Regions from separate parts of the Homo sapiens genome. Here region 1 is linked to region 2. Evidence: chromatin loops called from intact Hi-C (ENCODE). Cell type or tissue: PC-9. All regions are shown on one strand. Links, peaks and the distances in the headings refer to the core of each region. The heading gives the core; the rest is flanking DNA.

What was found. Hi-C counts contacts between places; a loop is a spot of excess contacts. Peaks named below come from ENCODE experiments on the same cell type or tissue, not always from the same donor. Only the 100,000 strongest peaks of a DNase experiment are listed, where the experiment ranks them.
Region 1: a loop joins it to region 2, with 2.7 times the contacts of the local background. A loop is called at or near these places in 5 of 110 quality-filtered maps.

What each region holds. Positions count from the first base shown.
Region 1 is chr7:2,952,691-2,961,018 of GRCh38, forward strand. It overlaps CARD11 (caspase recruitment domain family member 11), which reads right to left. Exons shown (of 25, transcript NM_032415.7): 2 at 5,810-5,941. The coding sequence starts at 5,816. Among named protein-coding and RNA genes, the nearest start is that of CARD11-AS1, 13 kb to the left of the region's middle. RefSeq lists a silencer at 1,993-2,052. In PC-9, for the core only: no CTCF peak of the experiment used is centred there; a DNase peak (open chromatin) is centred at 4,221; H3K27ac peaks cover 3,080 bases.
Region 2 is chr7:3,023,416-3,031,743 of GRCh38, forward strand. All of the region lies in intron 1 of CARD11 (caspase recruitment domain family member 11), which reads right to left. Among named protein-coding and RNA genes, the nearest start is that of CARD11, 16 kb to the right of the region's middle. In PC-9, for the core only: no CTCF peak of the experiment used is centred there; a DNase peak (open chromatin) is centred at 4,836; H3K4me3 peaks cover 1,196 bases; H3K27ac peaks cover 2,251 bases.

The DNA.
Region 1 (8,328 bases), core at 25-8,024, 71 kb before region 2:
CCCCGTTAATTTGAGCTATTAAATTTGTTTTAAAAATTATCATTTTTAGAGACAGGGTTTTGCTCTGCCACCCAGGCTGGAATGCAGTGGGGCAATCCTAGCTCATGGCAGCCTCAAACTCCTGGGCTCAAGCAATCCTCCCACCTCAGCCTCCTGAGTGGTTAGGACTACAGGTGTGTGCCTCCACCCCTGGCTGTTTTGAACATTTTTTGTAGAGACAGGGTCTCACTACAGGCATGCACCACCATGCTGTAGTTTGCCCAGGCTAGTCTCAAACTCCTGGCCTCAAATGACCCTCCTACCTCAGCCTCCCAAAGTGCTGGGATTACAGTCATGAGCCACCACTCTTGGCCAATTTGAGATATTTCAAGTGGGATTTTGTTCCCTGCAACCAAAGTGCCTTGAGTAAAAATATCTATTTTCTGTCATGAGCAAAAGTTGGATTTAAAGTAATTAAAAATGAGGATTTGGTCTCCATTGAATCCAATGAACTTTGTATAGATGACAACCTCCATAGTTCACTGCCTTAAGTTCTGACCTCTATGAGCCTTTTGCTAACACATGGCACTGGCTACCTGGGTCAAAGCCAGCAACACCATAGACACGCCTACAACAATGGCTCATTCTGACAACATGACCACGTGATCATTTGCATTCACAAAGGAAAATGTACTTGCTTTTATTATTTTCAAGAAGTGGACAGCCTAAGAATTTTATTCAACGAATTATTTATTGACTAGGTGGCAGGCACTGCTGGTGTCTCTCCACACGACCCCCGACTTCCTGCTAACAGAATCCTTTTTTTTTTTTCCCCAAAAGCCAGGCAGTCTGATGCTTCAGGGAGGCTGAATATCTTTTGAGCTGCAAAGAGTGGCCCTTGTTTGGTCTCTACCAGTAGCGTAGAAACAAGCAGGTGAAGTGCTTTTGGCCATGCAACCTGCAGGAACATGCACTGGGAGCGGTTCTGGAGGTTTTCCTTGATCTTTAACAGGGACACCTTGTCCTTGGGCTTTTGGCTATGAGTGTGTAAAGGTGAATGTGATGGTTTGGGTCACTGCACCTCAGCCTGTATCCCTCAGGTGACATCAAGGACCGAGGGTCTTTCCAGCTCTCTGCTCTGCCATCCTGAGCCCCTCCCACCTCTGGACTCCTGTAAGATATAAATGCTCTTTGTCCCAAGCCTTGTGAAGTTGGGTCTACTGTGATTTGCAGCCCAAAGCCTCCTAACTAATAAAGACATCTACTTAGTACAAAGACTTGCTCAGCACCATGAATGCACAAGAGAGCTGAAAGGCAGGTGTTAAGAAGCTTATACCTTTTGCGGGGTCAGAAGGCACAGGCCTAGGAATTAAACAGCAGCTCAAGGCAAGAAGACAGGCAGGTCTGGATAGACCAACCAGCATTTCTTACCAGCTTTCATGAACAAGGAGGTTGTAGTTGGCACATGCCAACCACGTGTTACAAGAGTGCTCAGTGACATAGAAAGCCTTCCTCCCGGGACCCCGGGTGACCCGGTGCAGCCACCTCAGCGGCCTGTCAGCTAAGCAGGAAATAACTAGGGCCAAATCTTCTTTCCAGAGCAGAGATGAAAGGGACCCTCCTACCTCATTGTAGCTCTCTGCAGCCTTGAGCTCCCAGGCTCCAGCAATCCTCCCACCTCAGCCTCCTAAGTAGCTGGGACTATAGGCGCACACCACCATGCCCGGCCAAGGGACCCTTCTACCTCAGATGCAGTGAAATCACAGACCCTGGATCTCGTTGAAACCTGTCCCATCGTTAATGCCCCTTTGCAGCACAGTTGCTTAGCAACCAGGGGTGAAGTTGAACTTGGGAAAGTGGACCAGTTTGTGAGTGCCTGGACTGAAAGGGCCTCTTCAACCTCAGCCGACTTGAGTGAGAACTGGCTCTGTGCTGAGCACTGTGCTGGGAACAGAGGGTGCAAAGACGTTTCGCACACAGACCCTGGGTTGCAAGCTGCTCAGAGGTTGGTGGTAAGTGTCAGCCGCCCACACAAGCCCCGGTGGGAGGAACAGCATCCTCTGGAACCCTGCAGAGAGGGCAGCCACACGCCCTGCTGGCAGAACAGGAAGTGCTTCCCCACTGGGCTGCCCGCGTGCCAGGCACCGTGCCTGACCCTTTATAGAAATTATCTCATTTGGCTGGGCATGGTGATTACACCTGTAATCCCAGCACTTTGGGAGGCCGAGGTGGGCAGATCACTTGAGGTCAGGAGTTCGAGACCAGGCTGGCTAACATAGCGAAACCCCGTCTCTTCTAAAAATACAAAACATCAGCTGAGCATGGTGGCAGGTGCCTGTAGTCCCAGCTACTCAGGAGGCAGAGGCAAGAGAATCACTTGAACCCAGGAGGCAGAGTTTGCAGTGAACCCAGATTGTTCCACTGCACTCCAGCCCTGGCAACAGAGCAAGACTCTGTCTCCAAAAAAAAAAAAAAAGAAATCATCTCATTTAACGACCACAGCGGCTCTGAGAGATGGATGTGCTCACCCTTGTTTTGTAGACAAGGAAACCAAGAACCAGAGAGCCCTAGCAACTTGCTGAGGGTCACATAGCAAATCTAACTGGGGTTCCAGCCCACGCCTCCTTCATGTGAAGACCTCCCTGAGGTTCCCCCTCCTTAGAGAGCTGGGAGCATTTTGAGTGGGAGTTTGCTAGGCAGAGGGACAGGCAAGATAAAGTAGCCTGGTGAAGGGTGAGTTCATATCACAAACACCCGGAGCCATGATCTGGGGGCATCTGTTCTCACTGGAGTGACAGAGTAAGGACGCTATTGCACCTCTGCTCCCAGCAGGGGCTCACCTGCAGACATTTGTTACTGTATGAAAAAAACCTGCAAGGGCTGGAAAACAAGTTGGTTTCACCTAGTAGGGTTGAACATGCAGAACATACATGCCAGGAGTCCCTTCTAGATATCATCCCTAGAGAAATTCTACCCGTGTGCATCCAGAGACCTGTGCAAGAATGTTCAACAGCAGCACCGTGTATCCAAAACCAGAAACCACACACAGACATCGTCCAACAGCGTGGATAAATACACTGTGTATTCAACGCTGGAGCACTCCCCAGCAGTGAACATGGAAAGAAATATGACCATGTGCATAAGCACAGGTGGACCTCAGGAACATGATGCTGAGTGAAAAAGCAAGCCACAGAAGATGCATGGTATAAAACTGTCTATAAGTACTTCAAAAACAGGCTGGGCACAGTGGCTCACGCCTATAATCTCAGCACTTTGGGAGGCCCAGGTGGGAGGATTGCTTGAGGCCAGAAGTTTGAGACCAGCCTGGAAAACACAGCGAGACACCATCTCTACAAAAAATAAAAACAAAGTAGCTGGGCATGGTGGTACACGCCTGTAGTCCCAGCTGCTTGGGAGGTGGGAGGATCACTTGAGCCTAGGAGATCGAGGCTGCAATGAACTACGATGGCACCACTACATTCCAGCCTGGGAAAAAGTGAGACCCTGTCTCTAAAAAATTAAAAAAATATATACATATATATAAAACAAGGCTGAGTGAGATGGCTCATGCCTGAAATCCCAGCACTTTGGGAGGCCGAGACGGGAGACTGGGAGTTTGAGGCCAGCCTGGACGATATAGCAAGACCCCATCTCTACAAAAAAATAAAAACTTAGCTGGGTGTGGGGTTGCGTGCTTGTAGTCCCAGCTACCCAGAAGGCTGAGATGGAAGGATTGCTTAAGCCAGGAGGTTGAGGCTGCAGGGAGCTATCATCATACCACTGTACTCCAGCCTGGGAGACAGAGCAAAATCCTGTCTTAAAAATAATTTTTTTTTTAAACATACAAAACAAAACCCTACTGTTAAGGATATACGGCAAAACTATACCAAGAAACAAGGGGACTGATAAAAATCAGAATGGTGGCTTCCCATGGGGAGGGGCAGCCAGACAGATGTGACCTCGGAAGGTCCCCTGAGGACATTGGTGACACAAGGAATTATGTTATGCTTCAACTGGGGACATGAGTGTCTGTTTCATTGTTCTCTGCCTCATAGATACACATTATATATACATATTTATATGTATGAAATATTTCATGGAAAAAATCTATGGAGAGTGTAGCTAGCCTCAAAAGAAAAAAAATGTCTCAGACGCAATTCGAAATGTATTTTCCCTTCTAACACTTCCCTCTAACTCAGCATGACTCAGCCTCATCACCGGGGATGAACCCAGTGACTCTGTCAAGCTCTGGGCAGTTTCTTTGAAGGCAGTTTTCTCAGAAATGTGCCCAGAGGCCCCGAGGCTCTGAACTTTAACAGCATGGCAGGTTGGATGGCCCGTCCCTACCTAAGTCTTAGCTGGAGCTTGTCGCAACTCGCAACTCAAACCCAACCTTTGGCAGGGTTTGACTTCCAGTGTGAGACAGGTCCTAGGCCACACCAATCTCTTTGCAAATGGCTGAAAAGCAAGTGCCAGACCCCCAGGCTAGGCTCCACAGAAAGGGCTGTGTTGCTCACCTTCCCTGGGAAGCAAAGGACCAGGAGGTGACCCACCTGAGGACGAATTCCATGAGAGTTGCTGGCCTCACGTCCTGACTTACTCATTCAAGACCTCTACTGTGGCTTCCTCTTGCTGTTATGATAAAGTTCCAATCTTTTTTTTTTTTTTTTCTTGAGATAGGGTCCTGCGCTGTTGCCCAGGCTGGAGTGCCGTGGCGTGATCTCAGCTCACAGCAGCCTCTGCCTCCTGAGCTCAAGCAATCCTCCTGCCTCCACCTACTGAGTAGCTGGGACCACAGGCAAACACCACCGTGGCCAGCTAATATTTTAAAAATTATTTTTGTAGAGATGGGGTCTTGCTATGTTGCCCAGGCTGGTCTCAAACTCCTGGGCTCGAGTGATCTTCCCACCTTGGACTCCCAAAGTGCTGGGATTACAGGCATGACCACCATGCCAAGCCATGTTCAACTTTTTTTTTTTTTTTTTTTTTTGAGATAGAGTCTTGCTCTTTCACCCAGGCTGGAGTGCAGTGGCACCATCTGGGCTCACTGCAGCCTCGGCCTCCTGGGTCCAAGGATTCTCCTGCCTCAGCCTCCTGAGTAGCTGGGGTTACAGATGCCCACCACCATGCCTGGCTAATTTTTGTATTTTTTGTAGAGACGGGGTTTCACCATGTTGGCCAGGCTGGTCTCGAACTCTTGACCTCAGATGATCCACTTGCCTCGGCCTCCCAAAGTGCTGGGATTTACAGGTGTAAGCCACTGTGCCTGGCCCATGTTCAGCATCTTGATCTTGATCTTCAGGCCCTGCAAGGTTTGCTTTCTGCCAGCCCCTCAATCTTATCACAACTACATCCCCGGCCTGCCAGCCTTTTCTCTGATGGTCTCCCAAGCTCCGGCTGGTGTCACAGCCTGATCTCTGCCCCTCTCTCCCTTCACTACTCCCGCCCCTCCGCCAAGTCTCAGGTCACCATCACTTGCGTTTTTTCCAATATAAAGGAACGGCCAGGCACAGTGTCTCCTGCCTGTAATCAGTGCTTTGGGAGGCAGAGACAGGGAGATCGCTTGAGGCCAGGAGTTTGAGACCAGTCTGGGCAACGGAGCAAGGCCCTGTCTCTACAAAAAATTTAAAAAATTCACCAGATTTGGTTGTGTGTGCCTGTGGTCCCAGCTACTTGGGAGGCTAAAATGGGAGGATCACTTGAGCCAAGGAGGTGGAGGGCTGCAGTATGTTATGATCACATCACTGCACTCCAGCCGCAGTGATAGAACAAGACCCTGTCTCTCCATAATATATAGAGAGGTATAGAGGGGATAACAGATGCCGAGTACCTGGCATGGAGGGGTGCTCACACACAGGGGCTGCTATCCCGCCATTGGGGTGTGACTTCTACACTTTCCGGCTGGATCTTGTCGTCCCTTGAGCCAGGCTCCCGTTGCATCTGGACTTGCAGTGCTTGGGATCTGAAAAGGAAGAGATAATCAGCCTTGGAGCAGGAGGCGGAGGATGGAGAGAAAGGGAATCGTTCTGGGATCAAAGAGATGTTCTGCTTTGGAAGAAAAGGCCAGGAAGTCCTGAGGGGCGTGTCACCCTCGATGACACTGGCAGAGTGGACCACACCAGGGGCTGCAGGGGGAGAGGGGCTTCTGTTCCACCCTGGGGAGTGGACAGCCTGGGAGGCCACTGACACAGGTCCTGACACCCCTGGAGATGGGGAGGAGGGAAGATGGCAGCCTTGGGCATGCTCGTGGCCAGTGTGGAAGATCTTTGATGGAAAAGGCTTTGATGGAAACCTCTGCAGACTGGAGCCGCTCTAATCAGCTGCTAATTCATTAGGTCAAAAGCAGCAAACCCCGTTCCCAAACCCCGAAGAGTTCCCGTCACTGTGAATTATGTCTTTAGCCTCCAGCCTGCCATGGGTTTGGGCAGGAACACGCGGTAGCCCACACACGCTGTAATTTCCCAAGGGCAGTGTTCCTTATGGTGACTGACGAGGCCACCGCTAATGCCCCACTCAGCCATCCAGGAGCCCAGCTGGGGGTTTGGGTTTTTTGGGGAAGGGTCAGTTCTCCTTCTGGAGAAAGGAGGCCAGGATCTCACTCTGTTGCCCAGGCTGGAGTGCAGTGGGACAATCATGGTAAGAGGGAAAGGTGGGGTTCAAACCCTTGTACGGTGGAAAGAGCCTTATGCCTGTCCCCAAAGCTGCTTGGAACCTGGTGGGGGGCAGGCTTTAGGCAGCTGCTCTAGGACAGTTCCATTCAGGAGTGACAGGGACCCTCGGCCGCTGATGTTTAATCAAGGACTTCCTTGGTTTTGGCTTTGAAGACTAACCACAGGTGACATGAGATCTCCCGGGGCTGACAGAAGCTGTTCCTGTCGGGCAACGGCTGGGCTTGGAGTGAACTGTCAGAGGCCCTCAGCCCCGGGGAGGTGGTGGCGACAGGCATCGCTGCAGGACACCATCTCCCTGGTCTCCTCACGGCCTCCCTGCTCTGTGGCTGGGACAGGGCCAGGGGTTGGGGCTGGGTGGGGAAGGGAATGAGAGAACCAAGGGCCTCTGCAAAGGCAGCAAAGCAGTCCACAGGCCAGTCAGCAAACACAAAGGGAAATGACACTGTCTGCATTTCTTAAAAAAGAGAATGTGTTTATCATCAGAAAAAAAAAGGCTTTAAAAAATTGTAAGGAAGGCTTTAATTGTGGCCAGGCATGGTGGCTTATGCCTGTAATCCCAGCACTTTGAAAAGCTGAAGTGGGAGGATTGCTTGAGGTCAGGGGTTCAAGACCAGCTTGGGGGAACATAGCGAGACCCTATCTCTACAAAAAAAAAAAAATTATCTGGCCTGTACACCTACAGTCTCAGCTACTCAAGAGGCTGAGGTGGGAAGATCGCTTGAGCCCAGGAGGTTGAGGCTGCAGTGAGCCATGATTGCGCCACTGTACTCCAGCTGGGGTGACAGAGCAAGACCCTGTCTCAAAGAGAAAAAAAAGAAAGGTTTTAATTACAAGAAAGGAGAAACAAGGCTGGGTGCTGTGGCTCACGCCTGTAATCCCAGCAGTTTGGGAGGCCGAGGTGGGCAGATCAGCTGAGGTCGGGAGTTTGAGACCAGCCTGACCAACATGGCGAAGCTCCGTCTCTACTAAAAATACAGAAATTAGCTGGGTGTGGCGCATGCCTGTTGTCCCAGCTACTGGGGAGGTTAAGGCAGGAGAATCGCTTGAGCTGGGGGCAGAGGTTGCAGTGAGCCGAGATCGCACAGTCGCACTCCAGCCTGGGCTGCAAGAGTGAAACTCTGTCTCAAAAAAAAAAAAAAAAAAAAAAAGGAGAAACAGGCTTGAACAACTACCCTTGCTGTTCTACCCCTACCCCCTACCCACTATGTCAACGTAGGTTGGGAAAACTGAGGCACAAGAAAACCAGTACTGAGGCTGGGCTGTTTCTGACTTTAGAATTTTGATGACAGCATTTGGGAACTTGGTCCTCAGGTCAGGGAAGATTTCTAGGATTAAAAGTCAATCTCTTGACCACTTGCAAGACTGGCTCATAGGTGTAACATGCAACTGACCAAACACCATCCCTCGTGCTTACAGACTATCCGGTGTGTGCCAGACACTTTGTTAGGCGTCACTGATGAACCTCCAGAACACTTTGAGGTAGGTGGTATCATCATCACCACCACCACCACCACCTTACAACCAAGAACACAAAAGCTTAGAGAGGGCTGGGCATGGTGGCTCACGCCTATAATCCCAGCACTTTGGGAGGCTGACGCGGGTGGATCATGAGGTCAGGAGATCGAGACCAACCTATCCTGGCTAACATGGTGAAACCCCGTCTCTACTAAAAGTGCAA
Region 2 (8,328 bases), core at 36-8,035:
TCGTATGGTATTCAATAAATGCCATGAGATATTCAACACTTTTTTAGAAAATAGGCTTTGTGTGAGAGGATTTTGCCCAATTGTAGGCTAATGTAAGTGTTTTGACCATATTTAAGGTATCCCAGCCTATGCTAGGATGTTCAGCAGGTTTGCACTAAACGTAATTTCTTTTTTTTTTTTTTTTGAGTTGGAGCTTTGCTCTTGTCACCCATGCTGGAGTGCAGTGGCGCGATCTTGGCTCACTGCAACCTCTGCCTCCCGCGTTCAACAATTCTCCTGTCTCAGCCTCCTGAGTAGCTGGGATTACAGGTGCCCGCCACCATGCCCGGCTAATTTTTGTATTTTTCAGTAGAGACGGGGTTTCACCATGTTGGCCAGGCTAGTCCTGAACTCCTGACCTCAGGTGATCCACCTGCCTCGGTCTCCCAAAGTGCTGGGATTACAGGTTTTAGGCACCATGCCCAGCCTACTAAATGCATTTTTGACTCACATATTTTCAACTTATGATGGGTTCATCGGGATGTAGCCTTATCATAAGCCAAGGAGTATCTGTATATCCTTTTGTCTGAAATTTTCAAGAAATCTAACTTATAATTTCAAAACGTTTACAGACTTTACATTAGAGAAGGATGAAACCCGAGTTCCTAATGGTGGAAGAGCTGGCGAGGAGAGAGACAGTTTTCTCTGCAGAGCCCCAGAAGAGCTCAGAAAATGGAAGCACCTTGTACTGCAAGAGGTGGTGTGCAGGGCAGGGCTGGGGCCAGCAGATGAGTGGAGGAAATGTAAAAAGAGCAGGTGAGCCCCCAGATTCCCTCCCCAACTGATAGGAGAAGGTAGGTTTACTCGCTGGAAAATTATGGGGACAACAGGTGTGGGGATAAGGTGCCATCTGGAAGGGTAGATGATTAAAATGTTGGAAGAATGGGATTCAGAAGTGGGGAGGGGCAGGCTACAGGACTGCTATTTTTTATTTTAAGTCATGTGATAGTATTTGATGTTTTATTTCTATTTCTAGTTTTAGACAAGGTCTCACTCTGTTGCTTGGGCTAGAGTAAAGTGGCATGATCATGGCTCACTGCAGCCTCGACTTCCTGGGCTCAGGCTATCCTCTCACCTCAGCCTCCCGAGTAACTGGGACTACAGGTGCGTGCCACCATGCCTGGATAATTTTTTATTTTTATTTTTGGTAGAAACAGGGTTTTGCCATGTTGCCCACGCTGGTCTCAAACTCCTGGGCTCAGGCGATCCGCCTGCCTTGGCCTCCCAAAGTGCTGGGATTACAGGCAGGAGCCACCACACCTGGCTGTGTTTGACTTTTGTAAACCAAGTACACATATTGTTTAGATAAAAATAGAAAGCAAGCTTAAAAACAAAGAAAACAACCGCAACCTAAAATTAAGGTCTCTTCTGGATGTGGTCATTGGAATGGCTTTCTCCACTGTGGTACAGAATGAAGACCAGGAAGCAGCTACCCAGGGAACGCATAGTCTCACCAGTGGAAAATCCTGCCCCTCAAATCTGCAGGTGTCATGCCCTGCCATAATGTCAGTGGGGCCAGGCCTCAGGGAGAATAGGTGTTTGGTCCAGGAAAATAAAGGGTGTTCTTGTAATGACTTCACAATTTCTTCCCAACTTGGTTCTTCTCTCATTTTTCCCCCTAAACTCAATCATCCATCATTTACCTCGGACTTGCTTCAGGCCACACTATTTATAACAATAGAAGCAGCATTTTTGGCTTGTCACCTTTCTCCAATGGAGCCCAGATTGTCTCTAAACCTTTAATGGGCATACAGAGTACCTGGGAACCTTGTTAAAATGCAGTAGGTCTGGGGTGGGGCCTGGGAGTCTGCCTCATGGGAGCAGCCCCAAGGGGAGGCTAACGCTGGTCCCTGGAACACACTCTGAGTAGCAAAAGGACTTGAGGCAACTTTTTGGGGGTGATGGAAATGCTCTAAATCTTGATTGTGGTTACATGGAGTATATACATTGATCAAAATGCACTGAGTTTATTGTATGTAAATTATACCTCAATAAAGTTGATTTTAAAGGAAAAAACCCATTCTAGATGAATTACAGATATAAATGTGAAAGATGAAACAATAAGGCTTTTAGAAGGAAACATAAACTTTAGGATAGGTGAATGCTTCTTAAACAGGACTCAAAACAAATTAACTATAAGAAAAAAATACACACATGAATTGGACTGCATTAAAACTAAAAACTTCTGTTCATCAGCAGACTATTGAGAGTAAAAAGCTGAGCTGTAAACTGAAAAAAAATCCACAATACATATATCTGACAAAGAACTCACGTCTATCATATATAAAGAACTACTACAATTCAATAAGTAAAAGACAACTCAATAGAAAAATGGGCAAAACACTTTAACAGGCACTTTGCAAAGGAGGCTATCTGAAACGGACAATAAACACATGAAAATGTATGCTAATTAGTCATAAGCAAAATGCAAATTAAAGATACGAAATTATTTATTTTGCCTAAACACCCACAAGAATGGCTATAATGAAGACACAGACAATTCCATGTGTGAGTAAGAGTGTGGAGCAACTGGAACTCTCATACACTACTAATGGGAGTGCAGACTGAAATGACATCCTTAAAAACTATTTGGTAGTATTTATTAGAGCAGAACAAAAACATAGTCTAAGATCCAGCAAATCCACTCTTGAGTGGCCAAACACATGTTTCCAAAAACACATAAGAATGAATGCCTGGCTGGGCATGGTGGCTCATACCTTTAATCTCAGCACTTTGGGAGTCCAAGGCAGGAGGATCACCTGAGCCCAGGAAGTCGAGACCAGCCTGGGCAACAAAGTGAGACCACCCAATTCTACCAAAAAAGAACGCTTGTAGCAGCATTATTCAATGCAGCCAAAAATTGGAAACAACTCAAATATCCATCAGCAGTAGTATAAATAAAACGTTATACTACTCATTGGCAATAAAAAATGAATTATTGGCAATAAAAAATGAATGAGCGACCGCCGCAAGCAACAACATGGATTAAGCTAAGGTTGCCAGATAAAATAGAGGACATTCAATTACATTTAAATTTTGAATTAAAAACAAATGATTTTTTTTTTTTGAGACGGAATCTCACTCTGTTGCCCAGGTCAGGCTGGAGTGCAAGTGGCATGATCTCGGCTCACTTCAACCTCCGCCTCCCGGGTTCAAGCGATTCTCCTGCCTCAGCCTCCTGAGTAGCTGGGATTACAAGCACCCACCACCACACCTGGCTAATTTTTGTATTTTCAGTAGAGACGGGGTTTCACCATGTTGGCCAGGCTGGTCTCAGACACCCAACCTCAGGTGATCTGCCCGCCTTGGCCTCCCAAAGCCCTGGGATTACAGGTGTGAGCCATTGCGCCCAGCCCAAATGATTTTTATTTTTATTTTTTTTTAGCATAAGAATGTCCTATGCAGTATTTGGGACATACTTACACTACAAAATTCTTATTCTATTAAATGTTATTATATTACAATATTATTTTTTAGCTGGTCATGTTCTGTTTCTTGATCTGGGTGTCACTGGGCGACCTGGGTGTGTTCACTTTGTGAAAATCCGCTGAGTTACACACTTAGGATGAGTGCAGGTCTCTGGTGTGCATTTGCTACTTCAATACAAAGTTTATCTGAAATCACAATAAAACGATCCCTGGCCCGTGGCCCATTAAATGAGGGCCTGCCTCTTGCCTTGAGGGACCCATCTGTTGTCGTCTCTGCTGTCTGTGATCTCTGTAACCCGTGCATCCATCCTGGCTTGTAGCCGCTGCTCAGAACGCCCCGGTGACGCACCCTTGCCCACAGGACAGCATCTGCCCTCCTTGGCACAGCACCCCAGGGCTCCTGTGGCCTCCCCTGCCCCATTTCCACGTCCTCACATCTTTTTTCCAGCGCTGACACTAACCACACCACCACGGCTCTGTGCCTGCCGCTTCGCCTGCTGCTCTGCCAGGCAAAAACCTATTTATTTTCCCAGTCTCATTTCAGCTTCTGTCGGCTCTGGGAGGTCTTTCCTGACTCCTTCAGGCAGACCTGTCTGTTCCTGTCCCCAAGGTCTGTCTTCATTTCAAGCATCCATTAGAGCAACTCCATTACTTCGCAACTGACTGTTTATATATCTGTCTCCTCCCCGGACAACAGGCTTGCTGGGGCAGGGACTCTGTCTTTTTGTCTTTTTATCCCTAGCAACTCACAGAGTGTCTGTGCGTGTTAGGCTCTGCGTATGTGTTAAGTGGGTCATGACAGTAATGGGTGTTAATGAATGGGGACCAGCAGAGAGATCGAAGGGCTCTGTAAAGCGTTCACACTTAATTTTAGAATTAGAGATGGCAAAACCCTGTCTCTACAAAACAAAACAAAAACCAAAAATTAGCTGGGCATGGTGGTGCATGCCTGTAGTCCCAGCTACTCAGGAGGCTGTGTTGGGAGGATCACTTGAGCCTGGGAGGTGGAGGCTGTAGTGAGCCATGATCCTATCACTGCACTCCAGCCTGGAAGACAGAGCGAGACCCTGTCTCAAAAAAAAAAAAAAAAAAAAAAAAAAGAGAAAGAATTGGAAAATGATGCTGTAAGTCACTCTGCTAATGAGTGGCCAGTGTCTCATTTAACTTCCCAGGAGAAGGGTGCTGGTCTTGTCTCCCATGTCACAGATAGGAAGAAAAGTGCTGAGCAGTTCAATGGTTTGCCCAAGGTCACATGGCCGGTAGGGAGCAGACCACACACTCATGGCACTGGCTGTTCCGTGAATCACAGCAGACGCTGAATCACTAAAATGTCCTTCTGGGACAGGCAAGTCAACAGAGGAAGTGCCCAGTCTGCCCCGGGCCACCTTTTGACTCAAGCAAGCTTTCTGGCACCTCTCAAATCAGTCCCTGTGGGTGGCCACCCCCTCTCCCATGGAATGGCTCGCCGGGAACGGGTTAACACCTCAAACACCTAAACACAGCGTTCAGCTCTGTCCAGACACTCTCGACTCCTGCCTGAGATTTTCAGGTTTTAAACAAAACAAAAATCTGATTCACTGTTTCCAGTCCTACAGGAAACTCAGGTCCTTTATTTATCTGCCACTAAAAAAAAAAAAAAAAAAAAGAAGAAGAAGAAGGAAAAAAAAATCAAACCAGAAAAAAAGCCCTTTATGTCTTAAAAGGGTTTTGAATGCATCTCGTTTCATACAGCACCAAACATCGTTCATGACGGGGGCTCCAGGATGAAGCCCAGACTAAAAGACAGAAGGAAATGAAACGCATTGCAATAAAACACACATGCTAATAAATAAGGGCCTGGGCAATGAATCCAGCTCGGAATATACCACTGGCAAGAAGAAATGCCCCAAAGCTTTACTTAAACCAAATAATAGAAGAACAGATGGCTCCCCTGGGTCTCTGGGAAAAGTTAATAGATCCAGGAGGCTGCAGATAGAGGCTTTGTTTGGGATTTGGGCAGAAAACACAAGGCATTCACAAGATTCAAGGTGAAAGAAAGAGGGCTTGTAGATTTAGGGACAGGGACATTTTCATCAGATAACGAAAATAGATATGTCTGGATATCTCTGCTGGGTTTCCACAGGCTGCAGGGCACGTGCCCTCTCCAGAAATTAACCAGGGCTGCGCTCGGCAGCATGCTAGGGAGACCGACTGCTTCTAGCTGCCCAACTGGAGAATTAATTTAACTCCAGAGATTTGGATAATAAGAAAGAACCCTTAAAGGAGATAAAAATTTACTTTGGGAAGATTTTTGTCCCCACCCATTGTACAGCAGCATCCTTAAGTGGTGGGAACAGTGGGTGGGAACTGGAAGCTCTGGGTTCTATGATGCAAGACCCCCCTGGTCACTGATTAGCTGAGTGACCCTGAAGAAAACCTTCAGGCTGCCACCTGCCCAGCGGCTGTTAAGAATGCTGAGATCCGTGGACACAGGGAGGGGAACATCACACACCCGGCCCTGTCGGGGGTTGGGGGGAAGGGGCGGGAGAGCATTAGGACAAATAGCTAATGCATGCGGGGCTTAAAACCTAGATGACGGGTTGATGGGTGCAGCAAACCACCATGGCACATGTATACCTATGTAACGAACCTGCACGTCCTGCAAATGTACCCCAGAACTTAGAGTGAAAAAAAAAAAAAAAGAAAGAAAGAAAAAAAAAAGAATGCTGAGATCCGGTTGGGCGCGGTGGCTCAGGCCTGTAATCCCAGCACTTTGGGGGCGGAGGTGGGCGGATCATGAGGTCGGAAGATCTAGACCATCCTGGCCAACACGGTGAAACTCCGTCTCTACTAAAAAAAAAAAAATACAAAAAATTCGCCTGGCGTGGTGGCGGGTGCCTGTAGTCCCAGCTACTCGGGAGGCTGAGGCAGGAGAATGGAGTGAACCCAGGAGGCAGAGCTTGCAGTGAGCGAGATGGCGCCACTGCACTCCAGCCTGGGAGACACAGCGAGACTCCGTCTCAAAAAAAAAAAAAAAAAAAGAAGAATGCTGAGATCTGTGGACACAGGGAGGGGAATATTACACAGTGGGCCCTGTCGGGGGTTGGGGGGCAAGGGGAGGGAGAGCATTAGGACAAATACCTAATGCATGTGGGGCTTAAAACCTAGATGACAGGTTGATGGGTGCAGCAAACCACCATGGCGCATGTATACCTGTGTAACAAACCTGCATGCTCTGCACATGTATCCCAGAACTTAGAGTTTTTAAAAAAAAAAGAGAGAGAGAAAAAAGAATGCTGAGATCTTCTAAGCACGGAAGGATCACACCCGCATCCAACCCCCATATTAATCCCCTTTCTCCTCCGCACCAGGGAAATCCAAATGACCTTGTCTTCCCAGAGTGGGGGGCAGCAAACTGAATCCATTAACAGGGAAAGAAAGGGCTTTCAACCCAACCGGTGAGATGGTTCAGAGGAGTGCGTGACCGACAGGAATCCACAACTGGAGAGGTCAATTAATAAAAAATAAAACTTCCCCTTTATACCACGGTGCATAAAAACCTCCAGCACCATTTTTCATCTACTTACATTGTCTTGAGAGCAATTTTGTGTAGTGGCAAGGCAGGAATTATTTATCTCCATCTTATTCATGAAGAAATAAAATCTTGGGACAGTGAAGCGATTTGTTCAAGGTCACGAGGTCATCACGGATTTTTTTTTTTTTAGCTTTTATTTTAGGCTCTGGGGTATACCTGCAGGTTTGCTATATAGGTAAACTAGTGTCATGGGGATTTGGTGTATAGATTATTTCATCACCCAGATACTAAGCCCAGTACCCAGTAGTTCCTTTTTTTTTTTTTTCTCCCGAGATGGAGTCTTGCTCTGTCACCCAGGCTGGAGTGCAGTGGCACAATCTCGGCTCACTGCAACCTCGACCTCCCGGGTTCAAGTGATTCTCCTGCCTCAGCCTCCTGAGTAGCTGGGATTACAGGCGCCTGCAACCACACCTGGCTAATTTTTGTATTTTTAGTAGAGACGGGTTTTTGCCATGTTGGCCAGGCTGGTCTTGAACTCCTGACCTCAAGTGATCTGCCTGCCTTGGCCACCCAAAGTGCTGGCATTACAGGTGTAAGTCACCGTGCCCAGCCCCCATAGTTACTTTTTTTCAGATCCTCTTCCTCTTCCCACCCTCCACCCTCAGGGAGGCCCCACTGTGTGTTGTTCCTGTCTTTGTGTCCATGTGCTCTCATCATTTAGCTCCCACTTATAAGTGAGAACATGAGGTATTTGGTTTTCTATACCTGCATTAATTCACTTAGGATAATGGCCTCCAGCTGTATCCATGTTCCTGCAGAAGACATGATCTCATTCTTTTTTAAAGCTGCATAGTATTCCATGGTGTGTATGTACCAACTTTCTGTATCCAATCTGTCATTGATGGGCATTTAGGTTGATTTCATGTCTTTGCTACTGTGAATAGTGCTGCAGTGAACATTCACAGGCATGTGTCTTTATATCGTGGATTTTCAAGGCTGGAAGGGCTCTGGGTCATGCAGGGCAAGTGCAGATGACGGATGGGGCAGCCCAGCTTCCACGTTCAGATTCACACCCATGGGCAAACGTCAGTGATTGATCACTGAGCTTGGGTCCTCAATGCGGTGCTCCAGCAAGCCATTACTAGTTGATTGGAATTGGCTTGCTAGATGCAACCCATTTACTGCCCCAAGTCCTGTACAGTCTTCTCATTTGACTTACGAGGAAACTGAGCCCCAGAGGTGAAAGGGAACTTGGCCCAGACCATCCAATGGGTCAGTGTCTGAAAACCAAATCCCTCTTTCTGAGCCCAGTGGCCTCTCCAGTGCACTGTGCGGTGCCCTATCTAC